Linked DNA regions of Homo sapiens: region 2 is linked to region 1. Evidence: read pairs that join two places in POLR2A ChIA-PET (ENCODE). Cell type or tissue: MCF 10A. All regions are shown on one strand. Links, peaks and the distances in the headings refer to the core of each region. The heading gives the core; the rest is flanking DNA.

Region 1 (9,651 bases), core at 2,572-5,071:
ACAACCCAAGCTGGAGTCTTCTCTAACTTCAACTCATGCTCTCTGGCACATGCCTTTAGCAATTACATTATGTACAACTTGCAGGAAGAAGTTAAACAAAAGATGTGGATGTTTAATCTTGTTCTAACATTTTTGTTTGTTTATCCAACCTCACAAGGGGTTATTCTTCCAATGGAAAAGGCCATCACCACACACCCAAGCTCTGTGAGCTGGGGAAAAAAAAAAAAAATTAAGTGTGCATCCAAGTAAAATTTTCCTGAAAGCACTTCACTTCTCCCAGCTCCATCCTGGCCCTCAGTTGTTACCAGGTTGCAAAAAGTAACCTGAAGACTCTGTCAACGATGCCTCTCCTGCTCCTCACACAGGTACACGTGCAGTGGTGTTATAAAATATGTGGCAGCAAGCAAATGGAACCCAGAAAAATCTGAGTGAAAACAGGACAATAATTCTCAGTCTGAAAGCTGAGAACCGATAGAGTCAGCTCAGTTGTGCAATCATTTAAAAGATGAATGACAGTTTAATAGCCACTAGATAGTCCTCTGGGATCTGTGGTTTGAAAGTAAAATATGTATTGTCGGTACCTCTTTAGGCTGTTTTCCAGCATGTTGTTGTTGTAAAAGTTGAAGCTGCAACTGTTCCTGTTGTTTTTTATAAAACTCTTGAAGCTGCTGCTACAAAGGAAAGAGAGGACGGTAAGTAACAGAGGGTAGCGCCAATCCACTGTCCCTTTTGGTGCCATACACAAACTGTGATTTGAAAAATAGCATCCTTTTATCTGTAATGGCCTGACCTTTAGTTTGAAACTCGACAATAAATTCAGCGCACACTGACTATTCTTGGCATTATTGTTTGAAAAGTAATCTCCAAAATGAACTGATGAAAAACATACCATTTTCTACACAAACTAATTAAAATAAGGCAAAGAATGACCTTTGATTGTACAACAAAGCTGAAATGCCCTTGCTGAGAGAGTCTGGTGAATCTCTTCTGCATGCTTTCTAAATGACAGGGCTGGGCACTATGCAGTGTTATTCAGTGTGTGCATGGACAGCCTGGGAGCTTCCGCTGCATCCTGTCCCCACCACCCCAGGCCAGTGACTCCCAACGCTGTAGTTCCGAATCTCATCTATTTGGTTCAGGTGGCTGTGAAGTCTGAATATTAGGTCCCCATAGTGCAATGACAACCAGAAGTTCATTTCAGCAACATCGTATGTGGAAGAAGTAAAATCAACTCTGGACCTTAAAATTAGCAAATTCTAGAATGCTTCTTTATGTTTAAAGAAAAAAAATCTGTAAGCTTCTGAGTCGAAATGGGGACATCAAGAGCTGTCATATTTAAACCACTCCCAACGTGCTCCTCATTTTGCTTTGATTCACACCATTTAGGAGCCATGTAAACCTAAAAGATCTTACTGCTACCAAGTCCAATTACAGCCCTGATCTCAGTCCATCGGGTACTCTCCAGGCCCAAACACTAGTCACCATGGCAGGGCTCCTCTCTTTTGGGCATGCAAAAGCACATCGATTATTCAGGGAGTGGTCTGTGTCCTGCCCCACCCACGCTGCTTTACTCTTCACTGAGCAAAGGAGCTGCTCTGGTGGAGGGGAGATTGCGAATGGAGTGATGGGGGCCCCTGGGTTCTGGGGGAGACAGGCTGGAGGTGGAGGAAGGACAATTACCTGTTGAAGCATGAGGGCCTGCTGCTGCTGGAGGAGAACCTGGAGCTGCTGAGGGCTCAGCACTTGTTGCTGGAGGATCTGCTGCATTTGCTGGGGAGTGATAACTTGAGGTGTCATCATAGCCACTGACACGGGAACCTAGAATGTTAATGAAGGATAAATAGGAAGCCAGGAAATCAGAAGCACGCAGCCTCCCAGGTTCAGCAGCTGACTGCCATCAGCCTGCTTAAAGAGTTGACCAATTTCCCATGCAACATGTATTTATCCAGAGGGGATGCAGCAACAGATCCTATTTAATCTATCATGGAGTTTATTTTAAAGAAAGAAAAGTAAAATCTTGCAGTACTGATGGGGGTTCCAGGCAGCCTTGCAAGCACACAAAAAGGACAAACTTAATAAATGCTAACTGGAGTTAAGATACGACAGTTCTCAATTGCTTATTGAGAGTGAGTTTTTGGTCAAAACCATCTGTGGGAAGTTAACCCAGACTTGAATTTTGTTTGAGAGAAGACAAATGGTAACCAGCACCTTTGCAGGTGGAGCCCATATGAGCACACTTGCTCTGTGGACAGTGATTTTAAGAACAACCAATCAATGCTTATACTTGCTGGGAAGGGAACCTTGGACACACCTTCCGAACTTAAACACAGACCCTTCGCATGATGCCTTTTACTCTTCCTTATTCACCCAGCACACAGATGTCTCAATTCTTTCATATTATGTGCAATACCATTAAAACCCGCTTTCCATGACATTTCAGTGACAAACAGCTACAGTGATGAACTTGATAGCATTTCATATTTGCAACTGTTAACACGTTTCTGCACGGGCATCTTTGCAAGGAACCTGCACACTGTATCTGAAAGGATGATGTCTTGTTCAGATAAAACACTGACATTAAAATGACAGGCTGTCTTGGCCAAGGTTACACAAATTGTATTCAAGCGGATACCTAATGACAATGCTATGAATTCTGCAAGCTTTCTAGAATGTAATTTAGCTATTCAAAATAATCACTGCACTTGTGTTTAATTTGCAGACTACATGAGACCCATTTTGTCAGTCCCCGTAATGCAAGAAGACTATTTCATGAAAAATCACCCCCCGCCCCAAATAAAAAGATAAGGAAAGAAAAAACAATGAAAGAAAAGACAAAACCTGTATGTCTTCTAACCGTAATATTTAAGCATCTTACTTTTCTTTGGTTTCTAATCAAACATGTGACAGCAAGAAGCTAGAAGCAGTAAAGGATATACTTTGTTAAAAAGGATATGCTGTCATCTCATGTATTACAATAAAAGGTAATAACATGTTTTGCACTTTGCCTGTGTGCTACTTAAAAAAAAAAATCCGGCAGACAATAGCTGATCAGAAGATAAAAGAATTAAAAAATCTTTCAGGGGAGCAGTAAGCAAAAGGCAGAAATGCAGTATTAATTTTATGTAACATAATGTCTTAATATGCAGTTTATCCTGACTTTTTCACATGATTTGTCCTGTCATTTGCATAGCGAGCTCTCATTCCTAATTTCACAGTCATTATGCACTGATGTCCCGATTTCTCAGCATCACTAATTTTGATGAACTAAAAATGGTTCCTGAAGGTCAGATTCATGCACAGCGAATGTTCTCCACTGTTGTTGTGGGCTTGTTTCATGTGTGGGGATGTTGATGTGCCAGTGTCGTGTGTTTGGAAAACACTAGTTAGAACATTCGAAAAATTTCATTAACCCAGCTCTGGAAGGTCATCCATGAATTCTTCCTATTCCAGTGGCCTTTTAAGTGTAGATGTAGATACACTGTAATTTAAAACAGATGGGCATGTCTGAATATTTTCATATGCAAAATGGGACAGATGTATATGAATGGATAAATTACCCTTTTAAAAAGATAATTTGTAGCACGAAATATCACCAACGATTGGAACAGTGAACTCGCATTCAGTTTAGGGCAAACACCAGGAAGACATTATCAAAACATCTAACCATCTACAAATTAATTCCAGTTAGTCTACTTTGTCTTCATACAGAAGAAACTTTTCGGATTTTTAAGTATCTTTTGGGTGCCAATCGGTATCCTTTGAGCTGCTAAAGCCAGCGTATCACAATAGAAGTTTACTTTTCCTTGAGAGTTGCATCATCATACGGGGAGGTTTGATTAAGCAAACAAAAGAACCATGTTTAAGGTTTCTTTTTTCCTCTGCGTTTCTTGGATGATGTACAATATAAATATTCTTGAGCCAAATTCTGATGGTGATGAACAGGAAAACAGACAGGAATAGGGTGGTGTAAAATCTAAACTGGTGATGAACATGAACTTAACAGAGTTAGAGCAGAAATCATGATAGAAATAACCTCCTGGTCATCGTTTTTAAAAGAGCTATAGAAACCTTATACTAGAAAGGGGCACAGGTGAACTTTTGGGGGCGATGGAAATGTCCATATCTCGAGTGAGGTGGTGCTCACACACGTGTATACAATCGTCAAAACTCTTCCAACTAGACACTGAAAATCAGTATATTTGAGCGCACGTAAATCATCCCTCAATAAAACTGATTTTAAAAGTTACATATGTCTCCTAAAATACTTTTTCCCCTTAACTCAGGTAAAACTAGAAGCATCTTCTTAAAGGAGAAACAACATTGTCCCTTAACTGTCAATAATAAAAGGGGGAATCATGGAAAGGACTGACATATACCTGTACAGACAATTTTTAAAGGCTGACATCAAACCAGTGGCTTAAATCTCCTTTTCCCATAATCATTTATTCATTTTTTTGCAGTTACGGAACAGGATAATGAACTTGAGTCTCCCCTTCTTTTTCCTTTTGGACATTTTGATGGAGGTGCTGATGAGTAATAATATGCTTTACAGCAGCAGGCACTGCCAAAGGAGGGAAGGAAGCAAGAGGCCTGAGTAATCCTCCAAACGGGCTGATCACTTCTGAATAATCAGAAGTGGGCTATTATATCCTGATGGCCTTAACTTCGCTTTTACTATCTGAAACCACGTTTTCATGCCAGTTAGCTCTGGGCCTCCAAAGTGGGCTCCAGCTTCATTTACAAATGTTATAAAACCAAGATTTCCCCAACGTTTCTGTTCTAACATATCATGAAAAGAGGTTATGGAAAAGCTTTAACAAACATATTCAAATAGACCAGAAACTATGGTGGGGTAGAAAAGAAATTAAAAAAAAAAAATCTGAGCAGTTTTTAAGGCTTTAAATAGTTAAGAATTATAGCCTATATATCCACTCCCTTAATTCCCAACGTCCAACTTTTTCATGTAGCTAGTCCCTACTAACACTAGGAATCAAAGGGCATGCAGTACCAGCGAGAGGCTATTACAGCCCACACTTTATTGCCCATTACTACTGAGGTCATTAGCGGCAAGAGTGATTGTAGCAGTCTTAACCTATTGATCACTGTAACTACTATCATTTAATCCTGTGTTGAATGTCTGGAAAGCGGCTAAAGGCACACAAGAGAGAGTGCTTTAGCACTGAGAAATATGGCCAAAGCTTCAAAATTACACTTTGATTCATAAAATCTAGCCAGTGGTTTAAATCAATAGTATTTAAAACAGTCATGTGAGTTTTTAACTACAGCTCTCTAATATTTATGGGCCCCTCTTTAAAAGTATTCAGTAAAAACGAAACTTTTTTTTTTTTTTTTTTTTTTTTTTTTTTTTTTTTCAGATTTCATGCCTTCTACCTTAACCTCCTTGAGATAACAACATTCATTTCTGATGTTTTCTGTGCTACAGGGTTCATGCCTTAACTGGGAGTTCAAGCTAATTCTTGATTTCTTTCTCAAAAGACGATTTAAATATAAGGCAAAAAAAAAAAAAAAATTTCCGATACTGTAACTACCTTAACTGTTTGAGTATATAGAAATGAGTATGTTTTATGAGTTAACAATGAATCATAGAAGGCAATTTATGAAGAACTAGAATGATTCTGTCTAGCTGCCTTCAGGGATCAGAAATTCAAATTAAACTTCTGGCAGACATTTAAAGAATGCTAGCATACAAAACTGAATTTAAAAAAACGCACACAGTTAACACTCCTCAGTGGAGTTTCAAGAGGAAATCATGAATTAAAAAAACACACGGCATGATACACTGTTGACTGATACCAACTGGGTGTGGTCGATCCCAGGTGCACCCAAACCTGCGGGAATGGCAGAAATACAGCTGTGCTTGGGCCATCACAGCTCTGCTAGTATGGGCCTGCTGCTACCTTAATACCAGCAACTGGGAAAACGGTGTTAGCACTAACAACTGCTGCTAAAAGCCCATACACACTGCTGTGTAAATTCTGCCTGATACGGTTTTTTCTTCAAAATGACTCTCTATCATCTGAATGCTGAAAGACTATTAAAATAATATGCCATATTATTTCCTTTAACGCCCAATGGGGAAACGTAGATGATGGGAAGGGAAAAATCTAAAAAGCAAACAAACAAATAAAAACACTCAGAGAAACAATACTTATTTCTAATCTAGGAGACAATTGAAGGAATTGGGTGGGAGGGGAGAAGACACAATATAAATACTGAAAATAACATGTTATCATTTTCTTCTCTCTTCAGTTTACACTCCAGTCAACTACAAGTAAATACTACCTAGTACACATACACATAAATTTTGCACGTTGGGTATCATCTCATAATTACTGTGTATACAAATAATAAAAAGAGAAGATAAAAAATGCTAAACACTGTTTCATTTTTATTAATTTGGTTAATAATTTAGAAACTCTTTTTACCCTCTGATCATTCACCACATGTATGTCCCAGGAAATTCACTTCCGTTCTAGCCTTCAGGCTGTATTTGGGTGATAACTGACCAGGTTTGGCAGTGTCACCTGGTTAATCAAATAGCAGGAGCAAAACAAATTAAATTAGAAGGCTCCAGAATGTCACAACAAAACCAAACAGAGAAAATAGCTCCATTAAAAGAGAGAGAGGAGAAAAAAAAAAAAAAACTATGCCAAGTTTTTTATGACCATATACAAGCTAGCCTGTATAGAAGAAAATTAAACATCATCACCTCTGGCCCCCTGTGGAAAACAAGTTTTCATAATTAACAAGTCAATGGATACAACAGATGTATTGGCAAACAGAAAAGTTAGAAAGCTTCTATTTCTCCATGGTATTAAAAAAACAAAACAAAATGAACCAACCAGGTACCATGCAAGTAACTATCATACAGGAAAGAAAACACACTTCTGATATAATATTTCGGTCTTAAAAAAATAAAAAAAAAAAAGCATGCTATTTATGTGGAAAGTAAAATTCTGTTTCATTATGGAATTCTGCTTTTTGTATAACTCCTTTAGGCTTAGCTATTTTGCCACAATACTGTACAAAGCACTAAGGCAGGTAATGGTTATTATATTAATGCAAAATCATCTAGGTAGTCAGTCATTAGCATAACAGTTCTCTCAGTAACAATACAACCAACTATTAAAAATTTTTTTTCAAAAGACCTCTTTAAAATGCAATTAGCATTTCATTTTTTATCATTTTGTTTATTACATTCTATCAAGAAAGGCTATCTTTCTTTCACAAAAAAATTGTAAGGCCAAGGCTCGCCTGCCAATCAGGAGTTATTTCAGGTTATCAACCCTAATAAGCAATCTCCAGCAATGCTCTCCGAGCTCTTCTTTTTGTCTTTAAATTCTAAAAAGTGGCATAAATGCATATTTGTTTACAGCAGAGGTATTAGTGGAACATCAACTGCTCTCCTCTAACATTTCCCAGGCACACAAGGTTACTCCACTAAGTGCCAGTATAATTGTTTTAGCTCTAATAAATATCAGCTTCATTTGCATAAAAATGTAAAGTTTACATAAATTAAATCGCTTCTCCCATTAGCAATTGTTAAATACAGGAAACAATGGAAGCTACACATGAAAATAATCACTCAATAAGCACTGATTCTTTCAACCTAGCAACTATTATTATTATTTAAATCAAGAAAATGCCTTCTCTTTCCTACTTCAACCACTTTCTCCTGTAGCTGGGATGGAAAACAATTTAGGGCATGTGAATTAAACATGCTAATGGCATTTTATATTAACAACAACAACAAAAATCATGTTTAAGTGCTGCAAATGGGAGGAGGGGAGGACTATTCCAAGAAGGTACCCCAGAAAAGATTCTATCCACAGATCTTTAGTTCTTAAAGGGAAAAGGAAGAGGCCTTGGCTAAATAAGTTCTCTTAAATTGAAGTATTACTCAAAAATAATGAAAGAGACAGCAACTGTTTCCATCCTACCTGAGACACATACATGATTAAAATAAATAAAAGATAACTTGTGGATACAGTTTTAGATCAACAGTTACTGTTAAATGAAGAAAAACATAATGTCTATCTTCTGTCTAAAGAAGATTTTTCTAACACTAAGAATTAAATTTGTAGCTCTGCTTTCTCATGATTTAATCAGCATAGAAAATTTCATAGGGAGCTTAACTGCAAATATGTATTTTTTTTCCCATATTACTGAAAGGGAGAAGGGACTATAATTGAATTTCAACACATAGGTAGGCCAAAATTAGACCATTTCCGAAGTTTTATAAGGCCTTACTTAGGGTGCAATCACTCTTTAGAAAGAATTACAACTCAACTTTCTCAAATTGTAGTTTCTCATGCCTATTTCCAACACCTTCACCTTATACATCACAGTTAAGCTAAAGGGTGCAAATGAGATTCTAATGAGAAAACATCACTTGCTTCTTTGACAATCTCACCATTCACTGATTTATTTATAATGAAGACAAAGCCCAACCAAAAGCTTCCCATAAGTTAAAGGTCAAAATATGTTCAAAAATGCCTAGTAAAATCAAGGCAAATGGGAAACCCGTGCAGACCCGCCTCATGAAGTGGTGTGACAATTAGAGTAATTGTACAAAAAGCCATCTTCAGGAAAAAGTAAAAGAAATTAAGCTGCCACAACTGTAACAGGTTAGATGAAAAAAATCAAAATTTAATGTATTCTCCCCTGTGTCATCTTGTTTTGTCAAGACATCAAATAGAATTGGGAAGTACAAAATAACAAGCCCTTGAGAAATCACAGAAGCCGACCTTTTTGATGTTGTTGATTTACCTTGTTCTCAGTTATTTGAACAATGATGTTTCAGATTTAAGGGCAAGATAAAGCTTAGAAATTAAAACATGATACCAAGGTATTCTAAAAAGCTCACCATAACATTTAGCCTGCATCTTCATTGATTAGTTGCTTTTAACCGGATTTGAAAATGAGGCACAATGTATGTGTTCAGTATTCATTTTTCTCATTCGAAATTAATTTCTCCTCAAACAACTCACAGGTTGGAAGAGGGACTCAATGAAGAGCATTCCTACAATCCAAAAGTAGAGGCCCAGATTAGCTCTTCTCAGATAATTCAAGTCTCCACAATCTGCAAAGGCTTGTTTAGCTAAGAGATACCTGAGTTTTCTTTTTTAAACGAAAGAAAATAAGGCTGAATGCAAAATGTCACTTGGTGGGGGTGGGAGGGAAGTATTGCACGCTCTGAAAGGACTAAAACAAGAGTCCAGAAATACGCTGCTTCCAAGAAAACAAACCTTTTATCAAACAACAAATTTAGCTTACAGTGTTAAGACTATCCCCAAATCTAGCCATACAGATACACATAAAGCTACCCTTTTGCCCCAAGAGAGCTACAGCTCATCACCAATGTAACTTGCAGTCTTACATGAAATGTTACGTGCAAAGATACATGAAATCAAGCTATCACAAGACAGCATTCTCAACTTTTTTATGTAGGCAGTTCCTTCTACTCAAGCATATATATAAATCAAAAACTGCAGCAGTTAAAACTATCTATTTGAGGCACTAAAAGTAACCTAATATTTGCAAGCGTTATAATTTATTATACCTTGACAGTTAATAAAGCTGTTTAATAATTCCTTGTCACTGAATGCATATTTTAAAATGTAACACACA
Region 2 (9,651 bases), core at 2,670-5,169, 480 kb after region 1:
TTGGGATGACATGCAAAACATCCTCCAGACAAATTTTAGTCTCCATCTTATTCTTTTGTTGAATGAATAATTAAAGTCTTCAGCCATTATGATGCAATCCTCCAGAGAGCTACAAGAAATACAAGGAAAAATAACAGAACTCAACATTTCTTTGGAATCCACCTTCCTCAAAAATGGGTTTAAGGTGATTGTAACCCAAAATGAATACAGAAAAAGCCCTAAGCCTTGGTGTCACGGGAAGCCCAATTGTTCAAAAAAGAGAAGGAGCATAATCACAGTTGTCCGTCTGTATATTGGGGGACTGGTTCAGAACCCGTAAGTAGACCAAAATCCGTGCATACTCAAGTCCTGCAGTCAGCCCTGCAAAACCCTCAAAGGCAGCTGTGCGCGGTGGCAAACGCCTGTAATCTCAGCAATTTGGGAGGCCAAGGCAGGCGGATGACCTGAGGTCAGGAGTTCGAGACCAGCCTGGCCAACACAGTGAAACCCTGTCTCTACTAAAAATACAAAATTAGCCAGGTGTGGTGGCGTACGCCTGTAATCCCAGCTACTCAGGAGGCCAAGGCAGGAGAATCGCTTGGACCTGGGGGGGTGGAGGTTGCAGTGAGTGGAGATCACGCCATTGCACTCCAGCCTAGGCAAAAACTCTGTCAAAAACAACAACAACAACAACAACAAAAAACCCTAAGGCTCTCCCTATACACTGGTTTCCCATTCACCAACACTGAGTTTTCACTCTGCATGTGGTCGAAAAAAAATCCACGTATGAGTAGACACCCCCAGTTCAAAGGTCAACTCCACTTCTCACTAGAATTAAAAAGCTTTACTCCAAATGTAGTTAAAACAGCCCAATATCTTCCTCTTATAAGCAGTAATTAAACTTTAGTGTGGATAAGATTCATCTGGTTTGCTTACTTGAAAATGCAGATCTTTGGCTCAACCTCTAGAAGATGGGACAGAGCCAGAGTGGGGTTGGATGGGGTTGAGAAATCTGCATTTCAACAGTAGTCCACAGGTGACTCTATGCAGACCCTGGAAAACACTCTATTTAAGGGCTCACCACAGCCAGGGACCATATTCCAACTGTCACTTTTCTAGGTCTCATTCTCATTATTTGTTCCAAGACTCTCTCTTATTTTTGCAAATTTAATTTAAAAGTATGAGCATTTCCTGAATGTAACCAGCCACTCTAAGCCAGAGCTGACCTATGAGGGACACATACGTGGCCAAGGCTAGACCAACCAGAACCTCTATATTCTTCACACTGAACTTGAAATTGGGAGTGTGATCTAGTGAAATCACAATGTACTCAAGCTTAACTAGCACAAAGACATGTACCAATGCTTGGAGAAGGAGCAGGGAAGGGAAGAGCATTTAGTAATAGTGCAAATGATGAGCAAATGCCCGGGAGCAAAAGGAGCTGAAAATCCTGTGTTCCTTTAGTGGGTCTTTGATCCCACATGCCCCACAAACCAGGTGCATCTGGCCCTGCTTACTGGTGACTTCCAAGGCTCTGAAAGGATATTTTAACCATAAGCAATTTTCATCTCATATGCTAACTTCAGAACCTGACCTTCAGGTAAGATGTTATTTCACTGGAGGAGAACTTAATAGGTCCACTCAGAATTCATGGCAAGCAGGTCATGGCCTGAGAAGCAGAGGGGCGAGTCTGCTGAGAGCCAGTGGCAAAGCAGAGATATGCAGCGAGAAACAGGGATGAGGCCAGGCACAGTGGCTCATGCCTGGAATCCTAGCACTTTGGGAGGCCAAGGCAGGTGGATCACTTGAGGCCAGGAGTTCGAGACCAGCCTGAGCAATATGACAAAAACCCATCTCTAACAACAACAACAACAACAACAACAAAAACACAAAATGTTAGCTTGGACGTGGTGGCGTGCACCTGTGGTCCCAGCTACTTGGGAGGCTGAGGTAGGATCTTTGAGCCTGGGAGGTGAAGGCTGCAGTAAGCTGCAGTCGCACCACTACACTCCAGACTGGGTGACAGAGGGAGACTCTGTCTCAAAAGAAGAGAAAGAAACAGGGATGAGAAATTAGAGAACTCTGTTCAGGCTCCTGGTGATTCCCATTCCTGGTTCTGCCCCACTCTGAGATATGGCGGCATCCCAGAGTCCTAAAGATATCCCAAGATCCTTCTAATACACACAACGCCTCCCCGTGCCCTCCACCCTGGCTTGCCTGTTAGCTACCTACAACACCAAGGCTCCTAACAAGAACACTAAGTATTCAGACAGAATAATATGACAGAATTCTGAAAGCCTTAGAGATCAAGGGTGACCCTTGGGGGCAGTCCTGAGAGGCCATTTGCAGACTAACAGTTGCCTTGAGGTAGTCTGCAGGGAGGGAGAGCAAAATAAAGCACAGTCAAAACACAACGAGACACAAGAAGAGTGACACAGAGAGAAGGTGCCTCATGTCCTGAAGGATTCCAGTTTTCAATTTCACCATGGGTTCCATGATCCCACTCTAAATCATCCCTAAAAATTCCCTCTGTTACTTATAACCAAAGACACCCTACAAGGAGTACTTTTTAAATATTTTAGGCCAAAGAAGAAGTTTCTGAACTCTCAATAATTTACTTGTGACCCACGAATTGCAGAACAATGCAATTCGCTTACCCTACGCATCCCCTACCCAAATGCTCAGAGGGTCTATGTCTTCACCTCCACACCCCAGTCACCCTAGTCAGCAACTGGCAGGATCATTTTTGCACAGAATCGGAATTTTAGCACTTCACACAGTCCAAACTACTAGGAATGGAGACTGTACTAAAGTCGAAGGACTCTTAACCACATTATGAGTCATAAATAAAGAGCTTGCATTTATCACTTAAACACTTCTAAACCATGTCTCTTTTTTTTTTTTTTTTTTGGTAGTTGTTGCTCTGTCTTGGAAAAGCAGCACAGATAACACAGCTTTCAGAATAAAATCCTCGCATATAAAGGGCAAAAATGTATGGGTGTTTGAGCAATGAACTGGATCCTAGCAGAGGCATTACAAAGGACTCTGTGGGAAAGGTTCCATAGTATCCACAGTCCCACTGAACACATTCTCAATGTGCCATGATGCAAATCCAACATGATGATCGTTTGGTGTGGGTTCTCCCACCCCCACAGAGTGTGGTGGGAGAAGACACCCTCTATATAGTGTCCCATTTTCCCCAGTGGCAACACATGTGCAGAATAGCAGCGATGACGGCCACGCAGAGATGTAGAAGTGACTTAACACCCCTGCTGACTCTGCCTCCTGCCCACCTGAGCCATGGAGGGAAGGTCTGCCAACTGTCCCAGGATGTCAGGTGGACGTGGGAAAGGCGAGTAGAAGACTGAGGCCAAGCGAGCCAGCGATCCCTAAATAAAAGGTGCCACTGGGGTTTTAACTTCCTTTAAGGTCCTAACCAAGGCCTGGGTACTAAATGAAACAAAGAGGCTCTAAAAAACTTGTCACTGCAGACGGTTGAAATGATGCACAGCCAATCTGCCTCCCGAAAGACAGATGATCAAGGCAGAGCCCAGCAGCCAGCAAGGCGAACTCAGTTCCAGCTGGATTTAGGGTCAAAAGGTGGCCGAGGCATTGCCTTCCCAGAAGGAGTGAGTCACGAGGAAAGACTGAAAGCGAGGCAAGGTGGTGGATTTGTTTTTCCCCCAGCTCAGTGTGGGTATTGGCTCAGCAGTATGGAAAAGTGTACTAGAAGGGAGTGAAGGAAGTGTGCATTCCAGAATGAATGGAAGATGCAGGATAATGAATGGCACCAGGCAGGCGCAGAGGCCAAGTCGGAGAAGCATGCAGTGACCTGCACAGCTAGAAGGGGCTGGGCTGCCTTGACTGACCCAGATGGGTCAGACAGAAAGACGGTGTTTTTTTGGCACAGGTTCTGGAACTCAACAGAGTCAAGGACCAGCCCTGGCAGCCAATATCTGGGTGACTTGCCTCAGCCTCTGGAATTCTCAACTGCTTCATCTTTGAAATAGGGACAAGAATAATACCTCCTCTAATGAAGCTGCTAACATGTATTTAAAGCTTTTTGTAGCAACAGCACAGAGGTTGGCAAACTACTAGCCTGTAGGCCAAATCTTTCTGACCACCTGCTTTTTACAGGCCATGAGCTGAGAGTGATTTTTACATTTTTATATGGTTGAAGAAGACAATGAAAATACTATTTGGTGACACATGAACACGATGTGAAATTGAAATTTCGGTATTCATAAATAAAGTTTTATTGGAACACAACCACACCCAGTCACTTACAGATTGTCTATGGCTGCTTTTGCACTACAATGGCAAAACTAAGAGAGCTGAGAGACTGTATGGCCTGCAAAGCCTAATGGATTTACTATCTGGCCCTTTACAGAAATTTGCTGACCCCTGCATTAGCCAAAAGAGAGCACAATCAGCAGTGCCTCATTCTACAAGTAAAGAAATGCAGACAGATCGTGAAATCTTTTTATTAAGATACAATTCACATGCCATAAAATTCACCCTTTTAAACAATAGAACTGAATGGATTTTAGTATATTCAACGGTTGTGAAACCATCACCACAATATAAGTTAGAAGATCACCACCCCCAAAAGAGATCCTATACCCATTAGCAGTCTCTCCCCATTCCTCTCTCTCCAGCTCCCTGCAACTACAAATCTACTTTGTGTCTTAATGGATTTGCCAGTTCTGGATCTTTCTTATAAATGGAATTGAATATGCGGTCCCTTGGTGTCTGGCTTCTTTTAGTTAGCACAATGTTTGCAAAGTTCATCAATGGTGCAGCAGGAGTACTTCATTCCTTTTTGTGGCTGAAAAACACTGCATTGCAAACATTCATCACATTTTGTTGATCCACCAGTTGATAGACATCTGAGTTGTCTCCACTCTTTGGCTATTATAAATCATTCTCCTATGAACATTTATGTACAAGCTTTTCTGTAGATAGACAATTTCATTCCTCTTGGGTTCATATGCAGGAGTAGAAATGCTAGGTCCCAGTTTATCTATTTGTTCTTTGTTGCGTGTGGTTTGGTTTCACATCTAAGAAACCACTGCCTTATCCATGGTCATGAAGAAGATTTATTCCTATAATTTCTTCTAAGAGTTTTCTATATTTAGGTCTTAATACTTTCGGGTCTTCGATGTGTATGTTGTAAAGTAGAGGTCCAACTACATTCTTTTGCACGTGAATATACTGTTTTTCTCAGCATCATCTGTTAAGAAGACTATTCTTTCTCCACTGAATTGGCTTGGCACCCTTGTTGACAATCAGCTGACCATAAATGTAAGGGTTTATTTCTTGACTCTCAATTCTATTCCATTGATCTGTATCTCCATACTTATTCTCGTACCATACTTTCTTGATTATTGTAGCTTTGTTTTAGGTTTTTTTATTTTTTATTTTTTTGTTTTTATTTTTTTTTTGTTTGAGATGGGGTCTCGCTCTGTCGCCCAGGCTGGGGTGCAGTGGCGCAATCTTGGCTCACTGCAAGCTCCGCCTCCCGGGTTCACGCCATTCTCCTGCCTCAGCCTCCCTAGTAGCTGGGACTACAGGCACCTGCCACCATGCCCAGCTAATTTTTTTTTTTTTTTTTGTATGTTAGTAGAGATGGGGTTTCACCGTGTTAGCCAGGATGGTCTCGATCTCCTGACCTCGTGATCCACCTGCCTCAGCCTTCCAAAGTGCTGGGATTACAGGCGTGAGCCGCCGCGCTCGGTCATCTCTGTTCTTTTTCAAGTGTTTTGGCTATTCTGGCTTCCTGGCATTTCCATATGACTTTTAGCATCAATCTATCGATTTCTGCCAAAAAAAAAAAAATACCTGGGATTTTGGTAGGGACTGCAATTAAATCTGTAGATCAACATGGAGAGTGCCACCTTGATAACAATAAGTCTTCCAGTCTATGAACATATGATATCTTTCCATTTACTTAGGTCTTTAACTTCTTTCAAGAATATTTTGTAGTTTTCAGTGTATGAGTTTTATACTTCTTTTATTATATCTATTCCTAAGTATTTTTGATGCTATTGTAAATACAATAGCTTGAAATCTTTTTTATTAGCATAAATTTTAAGTTGGAATTGTAGAAAGTCAATCAGTAGATGTACAAGAAACAAGGACCAAAGCCTAACAGAAATCGAAGGTAAAACTAAAGCTGGATTTCAGGGAGATACTATATGTCAAGATTCATGTCAGGCTTTTTAAGCTTCATGAGAGCACAAATAGTGTCTGTCTTGCTTATCCTGCACACCTAGCACATAGTAGACATCTAAATAAACACCTGTTGAATGAACAAAGTTTATCAGTAGCAGAAAACACTTAAAATCTGTATTTTCTAATCTAGGCAATAAATATGCCCTTAAATATTCATTTCTTCAAGCCCTAGGTTGGTCTTAATGGTGTGCATTGAAGATATTACTGACGATAATGAGGCAAAATATTCTCAAGCATGACACAAGTTTGGTGAGGGCCCCTGCCAGGTGACAAATCCCCTTTAGTCTTTCCCAGCTAGAAAGTTCAAGACAATGTCACTAGACAAGGAAGAGAATAAGAGTAAGCAGGAGAGGAAGCACCTGAGCTTTTTGCAAACAGCACTGGTCCGCCAGACAATGATGTAAACAACGTCTAATGACACCCAAAGGTAAAACAAGAAATGCTGCAGAAGGTGCTAGAAAAGAAAGAGTGAAGGGGGGACAAGAAGGGTGAGAAACACAAACCAATCTACAGGAGAAAAATGTTGAAACTCAAGGCTAAATATGGCATTTATCACTACTTTCCTTTGTTGTCAAGGGTAACAGATAATCAATTAAAATAATAAACTTTCGTTAAGGACAAGAATACTGTATGTGCTGCAGGGGCACCATGCTAAGTGTCTCATGTACATAATCTCATTAACTTCTTGGGACAACCTTAAGGCAAGTATTATTATCATCACGATTCTAGAGCAGGGACAACAGAGACCTGGAGATGTCAGGGTAATTCACCTAAGGCCTCGCTTCTCCAAACTGCCACCGTTGGCATTTAAACCCAGGTCTCCTGACTCCAAATGTGTGCACTATGCTGAATATGTATGAATACAGACATACACGCATATTGTGTACACTTACAAGTGTAGCAAATATCCAGTGCCCTAATATGGTGGTGAATATGTTTAGTTACTAATGTGAATCCAAACACCAATGAAAGATTAGAAGGAAACAAGGTTTTTAGGACCACAAGTTAAAGAGGTAGGAGAACATTAACAAAAAGGTTACAAATATCTTGCCATTAAAACCCCACAAACCATGAAGCCTGAGATTCCATTGTTTCCTGCAGCCACTGAGGCAATGCTGGCTTTGAGTCCTGAATCTGTCTCAACCGTGGTATGTAACTTTGGACAAGTCCCTTCTTTTAGCAAACTGCACTGCCCTAATTTATAAGGCCATTGCCAAGTCTAGGATTCTACCAATTCATGCTTTTTCCAAGCTTTCAATTATTAGGTAATCAACTTTCATCGCACACCTATTTACACCTTTACCAAACTCACTGGTCAATTATAATTCTCAGTCCCTGTTAAAAGAGAAGAATAATATTTGGGCATATGTAGACATACCCTAGAAGAGAAAAGCATTTTTTAATGAAAATAAAAAAAGAAGGGTATGGGAGTTGGGTGGAGAGATTTACTCTGATAAAGTACATCTTGAGCCCTTTCTTTCCTGGCTGGTCCATATTTCTAAATCATTTCCTTGCTTTCACATAGTAAATTTTCTGCTAGATGTCTAGATATGCTGGAGATCAGGTTACAGTGTGAAGGACAAAAGATAAAAACAATCTGCATACTTCCATCTGGCTCTTCAGAACAAAGTCTAGAGACTTGAAATGTGAGGAGAGAAGCATGCTACTCTAGCTGCACAACAGATACAGCAAAATGTCACAGAAACAAATCTTTCAAGAGAATCCGAGATGCTGGAATGCGTATTTCACCAGAATTTACTCCGAGAGCATTAAAAAAAAAAAGTTAAGGCTCAGATACTGAACACAATGTTGCCTCTGTTACAAGAAGATGAAAAGTTGAAACAGACCAATGCATTAGAAAGTCCATACTGTACTGCAGAGATGCTATTCTTATTGCTGTCAAAAGACTCCTGGTTTTAAAACAAACAAAAAAACACCTTCTAGATTATTTATTCAGACGGTCTTGCCTAGTTTTTAGGACTCAAAAGTCAACACTCGAGGTTTGACTCTGGTCAAACTACTCCTTTGCCACATGGCATCACGCCGCGCGAGACAGATTTTCAGTATGAAAGAAACCAGCAGTTTCCAATACAAACATGGGCTTTCCAATATATAAAATTTAAGAAAAGCCAGGGTCTGTATAGAAAACATTAAACTGGCTTATATATCAAAATCATGAGGTTTAAGCAGAAATGCAGCATTAAAATAATTTACAAAATGGCTCAACAATGAACATTTTCCTCTGTGAAAAAAACAACACCCTTAATGTTTTTCATATGGCACATAAATTTTACAATACCTGCAGGAATATTTTCATTGGTTAAACCAACACCATAGGTCTTTTTAGCTCTTAAGCATATTACGATTCTTGCCTTTTTATGGCATTTTTGTTGTTGTTTGCACCCAATGTAATAAGCTTTTGAGAACAAGAAACAAACCACAATAAAAAGAAAAAAGAACTACCCCTTTGTAACTGCAACTTTCACAAGAGGGGTGGGGGAGCAGAGCGATCGAAATCTCGTTTTTATAGCTGCTATCTTGATGCAATTAGTGTAAAATAATTGTCTGCACAGGCCAAAGTAGAGGCTAAGTTGAGGCACTTGAGTGCATTCCCGAAAATGATTTCCCTGCCTCTTCCTTCAGCCTGCTGCAGCAGATGTTGGCTGTTAAGCCGCACAGACGACACAGTTCATGACTTTTCTAAGACGGCTGTGTGCCACATCTGCAGTTGATGAAATGGAGAGCAGAAGTGTGGCAGACACACAGAGGAGAGTGTGAGCGAGGCAGGCAGGCGCAGGCTGGGCCAAAGGAACTGTCTTGAAGGCTGGCCTAAAAATAGACACATACTCACACTCCTCCCTCCGCAGCCAGCTCATAAAACCCGGCCTGCCTGTCCTATTATGGAGTCAGCCTATGGCAGACACTTCCTGCATCCAGCTTGGGCTGCAGATAACACAAAAGCATGGAGGCAAGAGTGGAGGGGAGCAGGCGGTGTAGCATCCTCAAACTGCAGCTTCGCTCTCCGAGCCTCGGTATAACTGGGCTGTGGTCCAAGTTCAGCTGGGCCCCCAGAGAAAGGCAATGCTTGTGTTTAGCCCGCACAATACTGACATAACATTAACAGATTTACATATGCAAAACTGTGAAGCAACAGGCATTCCCCCTCAATTGACCCACAGCTTGTAGTGTCTGCCGAGTTATTCCCCGCTTCGGCTCTGTAACCAAGTGGGCGGCATGCGAATACCATCTGGGTACCACTTATTGAAAACTGGCAGTCGCTCTGTAATAGGCAAGCTGGCAATAAGAGGGAAGGGAATAAATTGCATCATTTAGTTAACATCCACTTGCTTTGCGGCTGTTAAAAAACCATGACTGAATAATAATTTGGTTATTTCTTTTGCCAGAAACTGCTGTCAGCCAAATTGTACTACGCACGCT

The links. ChIA-PET counts read pairs that join two places held together with the same protein. Peaks named below come from ENCODE experiments on the same cell type or tissue, not always from the same donor. Only the 100,000 strongest peaks of a DNase experiment are listed, where the experiment ranks them.
Region 2: POLR2A ChIA-PET joins it to region 1 with 8 read pairs; 2 of 35 experiments call an interaction of 5 or more read pairs at or near these places.

What each region holds. Positions count from the first base shown.
Region 1 is chr3:71,051,956-71,061,606 of GRCh38, forward strand. FOXP1 (forkhead box P1) reads right to left here. Exons shown (of 21, transcript NM_001349338.3): 8 at 1,681-1,818; 9 at 582-671. Among named protein-coding and RNA genes, the nearest start is that of FOXP1-AS1, 230 kb to the right of the region's middle. In MCF 10A, for the core only: no CTCF peak of the experiment used is centred there; DNase peaks (open chromatin) are centred at 3,856 and 4,576.
Region 2 is chr3:71,533,703-71,543,353 of GRCh38, forward strand. All of the region lies in intron 2 of FOXP1 (forkhead box P1), which reads right to left. MIR1284 (microRNA 1284) reads right to left here and starts at 8,387; the gene lies at 8,268-8,387. In MCF 10A, for the core only: no CTCF peak of the experiment used is centred there; DNase peaks (open chromatin) are centred at 2,789 and 3,639.